Regions from separate parts of the Homo sapiens genome. Here region 1 is linked to region 2. A link is a loop called in an ENCODE intact Hi-C map of the cell type or tissue named here. Cell type or tissue: heart right ventricle. All regions are shown on one strand.

Region 1 (5,000 bases), 150 kb before region 2:
TCCAGCTCATGTCCTGCCTGCCAGCCCACTGCTAAGTTGGGCTACATTCACCAAGAGTGAGTGTGTTTTCTAATTTGCAGAAAGGAGTCTGTGTATGGATCAGTCAGTGTCCTCCATGACATCTACCCCTGGACTATGTGACAGCCAGAAATGACCTATGGATAAAAGTCCCCCATTCCCCAAATCAAAAAGCCCCAGCACAGCTTACTCCCAGATGGCTCCCTGCAGGTTTAAGGCATGGCACTGGAATCTCAGCTTAGTCCAGATAGCCAGTTTCCTTGTGTCCAGTCTCCATTCTGCATGTGAGCAGCATCGAGATGGTCATACAGTTTTTTGTTGTTGTTGTTGGGAATCCAATTTCATAGACACGACTTGCCAATTGTTATTCATCACAATGCGTGTGAGATTTAAACAATAAATATTTCCTCTTTGCTTGCCCACCTGCTTATCCACCACAGCTTATCTATGCAATGTTTTTGAAATGTGAACCATATTCCTTTCTAATAAGAGCCAGACTAGTTTTCATTTTCCAGTAGTGGAAACTTCACAGTGAGGATTTTCTGCCTGGTTGGTCTAGTCTGATTATTATTATTATTATTATTATTTTTTTTGAGAGAGAGTCTACCTCTGTCACCCTGGCTGGAGTGCAGTGGCATGGTCTCAGCTCAGTGCAACCTCTGCCTCCCGGGTTCAAGTAATTTTTGTGCCTTAGCCTCCCCAGTACCTGGGATTACAGGCGTGTGCCACCATGCCCAGCTAATTTTTGTATTTTTAGTAGAGATGGTCTTCTCCATGTTTCCCAGGCTGACCTCAAACTCCTGGACTCAAGAGATCCACCTACCTTAGGCTCCCAAAATTCTGAGAATATAGGCATGAACCACTGTGCCCTGCCTTATAACCCTTCTTAATTGACCTTGTCAGCTATGTGGGAACAAAGGATATGCACCTGAGTCTTTTATTCATGCCCCAAATATTTCTGAAATACCTACTATGTGCCAAGCACTGGAAAACCCAATAGAAGATAGAGGTAAGAATAGGTGATGATAATCCATCTTGGAAATGCTACCATCTGGGGTCTATGCCATTAGATTAAAGCTTGCTAGTTAGATCTTCCTCAAGAAGACATAAGGCCTTGACCACATATCTGTGAGGGCCATAACTTCTCTGGTTTGATTTTTGTACTAATAGCTTCATATCAATATGAAGAATATTCTTGGGTGGCCAAGAGAAATCTGCCTAAAGGCACAAGATTAATCCACATGGCCTTTAAGGTCTCTTTTAAACATAATGTTGTAAGGCATTGACAGACAAATCAATCCTCTGAAGTTTCATCATATGCTTGGGTGAGGAGGAAGCTGAAGGAGTCTGAAGGAGTCTTATTTTTATTGAGCCCACTTGTTTGAGCTACAGAAGAACTAGGGTGTGGGATTTGTTCCAAGCCTCCCAATTCAGGACCTCCTATCCTTGACTGAAGAAGACACTGTACACCAAGCTTCAGGGGAAATGGGACAGCCAGAGTACAGTACAGCCAAACCACCTTATTCTAAACCCACATGTTATTTCATCTTTGCTCTCTCTGTATCTCTGCAAGCTTCCCTTTGCCTCCTGGTTTTGTTCGCTTACTTAACCCTTCAGATTCTGACCTCTCATGTTCTTGTGGCCTTGCACAAAAAGTGTTTTCTTTTCTTGACACAAGGTGTTCAGGACTCATTTGGGTGCTGTGCCTCTCTGATGTGCCTCACCATGTCCCTCAGGACCAGCACCAGTAAACAGTATTTCCCATTCCCAAATGCATCTTATCTTTTCTGGATCTTACGCCCAAAGGTTGGATATTATATTCTGGTACAAGTGATGACCAGAATGACAAAAATACATTGCATTTCTCAGAGGGCCTCTACCTGAACAATGAGTGACCTGTCCCTTCACTGAGCATGGCTGCAAATTATACTCTCTTGACTGTCTCCTCTGAAAGCATGATGGTGCTGAGTGCCTGTTACCACCTAATCAATCATTCTGTATAGCAATATCTTCATAGTAAGAAAGTCTTTGAGAGCAGTGAGGGATCTGAATGATTGGCCATCCCAGTGGCTTTTGAGTGAACTTTGAGCCTAGATCAGAGGCCCCCACTAGAGACAGAGTTAAGAGGGCTCCATGGAAACACTGTCAATTTTCATGTTGGAGGGAAGAAGAATTTTATCACAGTGTAGCAGCCCTCCTGGCAGCTCTTAGGAGGGTGTTGATGTGTCCCTGAGGTGAGTTTCAATGCCAATATTATGTCAGTTGGGGTGTTGGTGAATTGTTCCAGAGCAGGTCAAGCTATGCACACTTAGCATTATTTTTTACTATTAGGAGCAACCCAACAAAAAGAAAATTTTCTCTCATCCAGGGACATAACACAAGGGGAAAAGAAGACGGAAAGAGGTAGAGAAGCAAACCAACAGCTCCAGTACCATGGCGAATGACAAGAACACAAAGCTCCAAAAACACTCTCTTGGGTTATATACTTTAAATAATAACTGTGTCTGGGAGAGAGAACTATCAAGGGCCACATGTATTTACATAAATGCTCCCATCCAGAAGAAAAGATGACTAGTTGGAATGGGTTTTCAAAGATTAAAGCAACAAAGGCAGTTGGACCATTTCCATTATTATATTTTGTATGGAATTCATGTAACTCATTTGTGTTGTTGTTGGGTTTTGATAAAGAGGCAAATATACCCTGAGGTACATTTTGTGAGTGAAGAAAATAAAAAAGAGGATTTTGAATAGATTTAAGAATGATTAACACTTTTCAACTGAAAAGCCACTGTGCTTGCCTATAGGGATTAGTGAATCTGGGTTTCCTGAAGTCAAATGCTGTTTCTCCAATGCATAAAGATAACTATCTTTTATTTCATGTGAAGAATGTGAAGGTAGGATTTGCGAGATGTTAATCTTTATAATAAGCCAATGGTTGATTGAAAAGTTAGAAGAAAATGGGACAGCAGGTATGGAAAAGCAGTTTATGACTGATGAGAAGGAAGAAGAGGAAGAGAAGAAGAAGAAGAAGGAGAAGGAGGAGGAGGAGGAGGGAGAGGAGGAAGAGGTATGGGGTGGGAAGAAAGAACCACCACCACAGTAATGCCCTGGGTTTGTAGGCTGCTTTAACATTTATAAAATGCTCTCATCACTAGAATATACACTTCTTAAAGATAGAAATTTGTCTTAACTATCTTTGATTCCTCAGTTCTTAACATAATGCCTGACTAATGGTAATAACTCAATAAGTATTAGTTTCATGACTACACTAAAGAAGAGTTGAGTGACTAAATTTACTATTTTATTTAATTTTTACTATAATTCTATGAGCTTGGATTTATTATCTTGGTTTAATATATGAAGATTTCAAGACATATACAGAGTAAATAACTTATGCAAGATCACATAAGCCAAAAGTACAGCCAGAATTTCAGTCCAAGTTTTCTGTCCTTAGCCAGGGCCTTTTTACAGTAACAAAGCTCAGATTCTTGGATGACTTAGGATTGGAACTGATTTTGAAATGAAACTTATGTTGGGTGTAGAAAATAAAACAAGAAAAGAGATACTTTGCTTTACTTTTTAAGGTCAATTGCTATATCAGTCAGCAATTGCCACAATAAAGCTGAGTCCCTCAGACTCAGTGGCAGACAACAATAAGTGATTCTTTTTAGGATAATGGGTCTGTAGGTTGACTCAGAGCAGATGGATTAATACAGACTGGGCTCAGCTGGGTGGCTCTGCTTCTAGCTGCTGATTGAGTTGCCCTTGCTTCCTTCTTACATGTGGGGCTCAGAATTCTTCCAAGTGTATTTATTCTGGGACCCATAGAGAAGGGCATTCAGCTACCTGGGGAAGTTATTCTTATGGTGATGATTGAAGAACCAGAGATCAAACCATCCTTGCATGCACATTTCAAGCCTCTGCCTGCATGTCCTGTGCTAATATCCCATTGGTCAATGTGGTAGTCAGAATGACCTCCAAAGATGTCCATACCTTAATTCCTGAAACCTGTGAGTATGTCACATTTTATGGCACATGGGACTTTACAGATGTAGTTAATATTATGTATTTAATATTATAAACCTTAAAATAGGGGGATTATCTAGGATTGAGTGGACTCAATTTAATCATGTGTCCTTAAAAGCAGAGAACTTTTTCCAGCTTGAGTGAGAAAGATGCAGCCATAGAGAAGTCAAAGAGACTTGAAGTGTGAAAGGAACACAACCCACCATTGTTGGAAGAGGCCACACGGAAAGCATGGGAAGAAATGCAGATAGCCTATAGGAGCAAAGACTGGCTTCCTGGTAACAGCTAGCAAGAAAGGGGAGATCAGTCTTAGCATTACAAAGAACGGAACTCAACCAGCAATTTGAGTGAGGTTGGAAGTGGATTCATTCCTTGAACTTACATAAAAGATCCAGCCCTGCTGATTTAGGCCTTATGAGACCCTAAGCAGAGGATGCAGTAGAGATCACTGAACTTCTGACCTACAGAAACTATGAGATAATAAATGTTTTAAGCTAATACCTTTGTGATAATTGTTTTAAGCTGATACCTTTGTGATAATTTGTTATGACAGCAATAAAAAAAATTACAGACAATGAAAGCCACATAACCAATTCCAAAGCCCAGGGTCAAGGAAGGCCATTCTGCCTACTGTTTGGCCATGGCCAATGTTGAATGTCATACAGCAGGGCAGTGAAAAATTTGGACCAATATTTCAAACTTCTCCAATTAAACTGAAGTGAAAGGAGAACACTCACGTTCAGAGGAAGTTTAGTTAAAATGATTGGGATGTGGGGAGGCTATTAGAAAAACCTTTCTCAAAATACAAAAGCCTAGAAACAAGAGATATTTAAATAAGCTGTCAAACCAGAGAAGTTTCCAAGTGCTTTTTGGTTTTCATCTGAAACTGGGGTGGGGATGGGTAGGGTTGGAAAGTCAGGTTTGTATATTTCCCAAAAAACAAGAGAGTGTTTATG
Region 2 (5,000 bases):
AGCAACAAAGTAAAAATAGACAGGAATTACATCAAACTAAAAAGCCTTTGCACAGCAAAGTAAACAACCAACAGAGTGAAGAGACAACCTATGGAATGAGAGAAAATATTTCCAAACCATCTATCTGATAAGGAGTTAATATCCAAAACATATAAGGCATTCAAACAACTCAATACTAAGAAAACAAATAATCCAATTAAAAAGTGGGCACAGGGCTTAAAGAGACATTTCTCAAAGGAAGACATATGAAACAGGCATATAAAAAATGCCCAGCATTACTAATCATTAGGAAATTGCAAATTAAAACCAGAACGACACATCGCCTCACACCTGTTAGAATGGCTATTGTCAAAGAGACGAAAGATAAGTGTTGGCAAGGATGTGGAAAAAAGGGAGCACTCACACACTGTTAGTGGGAGTGTAAATTAGTACAGACATTATGGAAAGCAGTATGATGGTTACCCCAAAAATTAAAAATAGAACTGCTGTATGATCCATAGATATCTGCACTCCCATAGTCATTGCAGCATTATTCACAACAGCCAAATATAGAATCAACCTGTGTTCATCAACAGATGAATGAATAAAGAAAATGTGGCATCTATGCATAATGGAATACTATTCATTTGCAACAACATGTATGAACCTGAGGGACACTATGTTAAGTGAAATAAGCCAGGCACAAAAAAGACAAATGCCACATGATCTCACCTGTATATGGAATCTATAAGTCAAACACATGAAGCAGAGGGTAGAATGGTGGTTACCAAGGGCCAAAGGTGACAAGATGTTTGTCACAGAATATAAAATAAGGGTTAGACAGAAGAAATAAGCTCAGGAGATCTATTGTGCAACATGTTGACTATAGTTAATAACAATGTATTGCATTCTTTTTTTAAATTGTATTTTAAGTTTCAGGGTACATGTGCAGGATGTGCAGGTTTGTTACATAGGTAAAAGTGTGCCATGGTGGTTTGCTGCACTTATCAACCCATCACCTAGATATTAAGCCCAGCATGCATTCGTTATTTTTCCTGATGCTCTTCTTCCCGCACCCCTCGACAGGCCCCAGTGTTTGTTGCCCCCTCCCTGTGTCCATCCATGTGTTCTCAACAATGTATTGCATTCTTGAAAATTGCTGAGAGTAGATTTTAAGTTGTTCTCACCCCCAACAAATGATAAGTATGCAAGATAATGGATATGCCAACTAGCTCAATTTAGCCATTCCACAGTGTATGCATATTCCAAAATATCATGTTGCACATAGCAAATAAATACAACTTCTATTCATCATTTTAAAGTAACTATTTAAAAAAAACCATATTGACAAACTTCTCATACTCAGTAACATTAAAATTTGATGATCTATCTTGAAAAATTATATAAATGAATAAAATAAGTTTAATAAGTTTTATGGACACACCATCATACAACAGAAGCTTCCTGCTCCTAAAGTCAGTTTCAGAAGCCCCAGCTCCACCTGAAAGACACTTGAAACCCACAGTTAAATTGATTTTCCCTGATAGAGCATAGCATTCCTTCTACCTTTTGCCACACTTTCAAATAGTTCTTGGTGTATGAGTTAGATAATAAGGCAGAGACAGTACAACAAACCAAGTTCTTTATAGCTACTTGCACACCATTCATTTTCAGTAACTAATAGGTCATATTCTCTGTGCATCAAACCAAGAGCAATTTTGGCCTCACTGATCTGAAACGATATGCATGTGCTTCCAGACAAATAATGTTTGACTAATACCCATTATTAATGTTCTTGAATTGCTTTATACCTCTGAAATGAAATTGTATTTCCCATTTAGAAAAAGAAAATTATTTCTATCTCTTCTTTTATTTCTTTTTTATTTTCAGTTATTTCCAGGGTACAGAGCCATTTTCAGGGATTCACAGCCTGCCAGAGAGGCTCATTCTCCATACATCCTCCCATCAATGATTGATCCTCAGGAGATGGTCGGTGCCTCAATAGTTACTGCTTAATTAATGTTCCTCTGGTTGTTAACTAAGAACTTAAGCTGCTTGGAAAAAAATTTCTCCCTCCAGCAAGATGGCTTGCCATTAGTAAAATAATCCTTGGTAATTAAAAATCTCATTTTCAAATATAGTTCATAAGTTTTACATCATGAAATGGTTTCTCATCTAATTCTCTTTAAAAATGTTGCCCTAAGCAAAATAAAATACCATCTTCGAAAATCTGAAGCCAAACAAAAGAAGCCAAAACACAACCACTGTTTCTTTTACAAATAACAAAACTTCCCCTATAACTGGCCAGTGGCTGCTTTCAGATACATTAATCCAAATAAGTGATATTCTCTAAAGAATTTTTTCTTAGTTGAGAAAAATATCTAAAATATTTGATCATCAATATATTACAAATATTTTGCCAGAGATGTTATAATTATCTTTTATATTTTATATCTTTTATAATTTTATATTTTAATATATTTATATTAAATATTTAATATTTATATTTATATATTTAATATTTAATATAAACATTTAATAATTTAATATATTAATTATATATTAAATATTTAATATATAAATATTAAATATAATAATATAATATATATTTATATAATTTTATAATTTTATATTTATAATAAAAATATAAAATATCTTTTATATTTTAGAGATGTTTGCCACTAGATGTTATAATTATCTTTTACTTAAACTTGTTGCACCCAGCTATACATTGGACAATCAACATTTGAATGTACTATGATAACTTTAAATGGATTTAATATTATGCCTGAGATCACATGCTTTATATTCTTAAGATAATTTAGAAGTAGTTGTTTCAAAGTATCTGAACAGAGTAAAGATTTAAATGCCCAGATTACAAAGTGGAATAAAGAAAATGGAAAATGATTGATTAAATCAAAATCTCATCAAATAGAGAGACACCTTGGTTTTAAACAAATTAGGTGAGCAATAACAAATGGCAAAGCTTTTTAAGTAAATGGAACCTGGGTCGAATTTATTTTCCAAAAAGGTGAAAAAAAAATACATAGAAATGTCTCTAACCTAATGGAGCTCTGTGCACTCTGGGTCAAATTCCAAGAACACAACCGTAGTTCGTGTGAAACACTAGAGGGCAGAGTTGCACAGTAAAGCTCTTCTGACGTCTAACTGAGGACATGGATACCAACACTTAGGATGCTTGCTCCTGTAAACCCTCAGAACACCCTGGTTTATTTGGAAAGGTTTTAAACTTTTTTTAAATTATACTTTAAGCTTTAGGGTACATGTACACAACGTGCAGGTTTGTTACATATGTATACATGTGCCATGTTGGTGTGCTGCACCCATTAACGCTTCATTTACATTGGGTGTATCTCCTAATGCTATCCCTCCCCCCTCCCCCCACCCCAGAAAGGTTTTAAACTTTTAACAGATGATCTAAATTAGTCCACTATGAAAGCAATCAGCCAAATTCAGGAAACCCAGACAAGGCCTCCATGGAGAGTACTTACCCTAAAAATGATCTGTCTTCCTTCCTGCATGTGTTCATAAACAGCACATCTTATTCCTCATGAAATGACCATCGCTTTTCTCCTGAATAAAGGATTCTTAATAACCCACTTATGCTTACGGACTCTGAGAGCTAAAGGTTTTAAGTTATGGATGACATTTCCCATCTTATTTGGGAAACGGATTATTCCATTTTGGTTGACTAAGTACCATAAGCTCAAACAAAATGTCTCCATATTGTTAAAAGTTTTGCAGAGGAAAGAATCTTCACCCTTCAAAACTCCTTTATATTCATATTCATTGTCAATGGCAAAGATTCAAAAAATACTGGCTTCCCAGCATCTTACCACACTGATAAATGGAAGCCATTTATTTCAAATGGAGTCTGGAAGCCCAAATATCAATTTGTGTAGCTCCAGGAGCAACATAAAAAGTTATTTCCCCTCTTCAAGCCATTGTGTGTCTTTCCCAGTGGCCAAGTCATGTACAAGCCACTTCAATATCTCCCAATTATATTATCTTGAAAATTACAGCCTCAAATATTCATTCTCCAAATAGCCAGGTTCCTAGAGGGCATTCAATGAGATGATGAAGCGTCTCTTCAAAATAATCCATCTCAGAAACTGTGGGCTTTTAACAGAAAAACTGTACTTGTCCAAGGAGAACACAGGTCTAAAATTATTTTTCACTTGTTGTATTATCACTGTATTTATAAAAATCGATATTAAAAATAATTATAGTCCAGGTAGACGCAATTTATCATATAGAGAGGTTTTTGAAATCCTAATGCTTTGATAATTCTATAAATTAAATGCTTAAAATGGCAACATAAATAAATATTTTAAATAACTCAGGAGGAGCAAACTGACCACCTGTTTCTCAGAATCCAGAATCCATTTTCACTATTCTTTTTCTCTGAATGTCTATCTGATTGTACTCATTTTTTCCATGCCCCTAAAACCAACATCTCACTAGAACATGCTAGATATAAAATAGATTGAGAAAACTGAGCCTTTATCAAGGCTTTTTACATATTGATATAAGCTGTAAATATTGACCTCTCCAGTTCACTCATGGAAAACTAAAACCCAAAGTGAAATATACTTCAGTAGGAAAACAAACCATAGTAAATATTCACTAGCATACCCTATTTCTAGAAGGCAATATATTTTTTAAAATCTGTCAATCAATTCAAAGATCATGGATTGGTAGCCTTCACTGACCATTCTATCTAAAATTTTAACAATATCTCTCAACAATTCATAGCCCCCTTCATTGCCCAATGTTTTTTTCTTATGATTAGTTCTTTTACTTGGAATTTCTACTTATATATTATCAGTCTGTTTGCAAGGTATGAGCCTAATGGCTGAGATTTTGTCTTTTTTGTTTACTTTTATTCATTCCCAGTGACTAGAATACTGGTATCTAGTAGGTAATTAATAAATATTTGTTGAAATATTAAATGGATGAACAAATAAATGAATACACAGCAAATCCAAAATATAACACAA

What was found. A loop is a pair of places that touch in the nucleus more often than their neighbours do. Peaks named below come from ENCODE experiments on the same cell type or tissue, not always from the same donor. Only the 100,000 strongest peaks of a DNase experiment are listed, where the experiment ranks them.
Region 1: a loop joins it to region 2, with 4 times the contacts of the local background. A loop is called at or near these places in 6 of 110 quality-filtered maps.

Annotation. Positions count from the first base shown.
Region 1 is chr5:16,005,992-16,010,991 of GRCh38, forward strand. No RefSeq gene overlaps it. Among named protein-coding and RNA genes, the nearest start is that of MIR887, 73 kb to the left of the region's middle. In heart right ventricle, no CTCF peak of the experiment used is centred here; a DNase peak (open chromatin) is centred at 2,235; H3K27ac peaks cover 1,383 bases.
Region 2 is chr5:16,157,810-16,162,809 of GRCh38, forward strand. The region is part of intron 2 of MARCHF11 (membrane associated ring-CH-type finger 11); the gene reads right to left. Among named protein-coding and RNA genes, the nearest start is that of MARCHF11, 19 kb to the right of the region's middle. In heart right ventricle, a CTCF peak has its summit at 3,103 (motif pointing right); no DNase peak of the experiment used is centred here.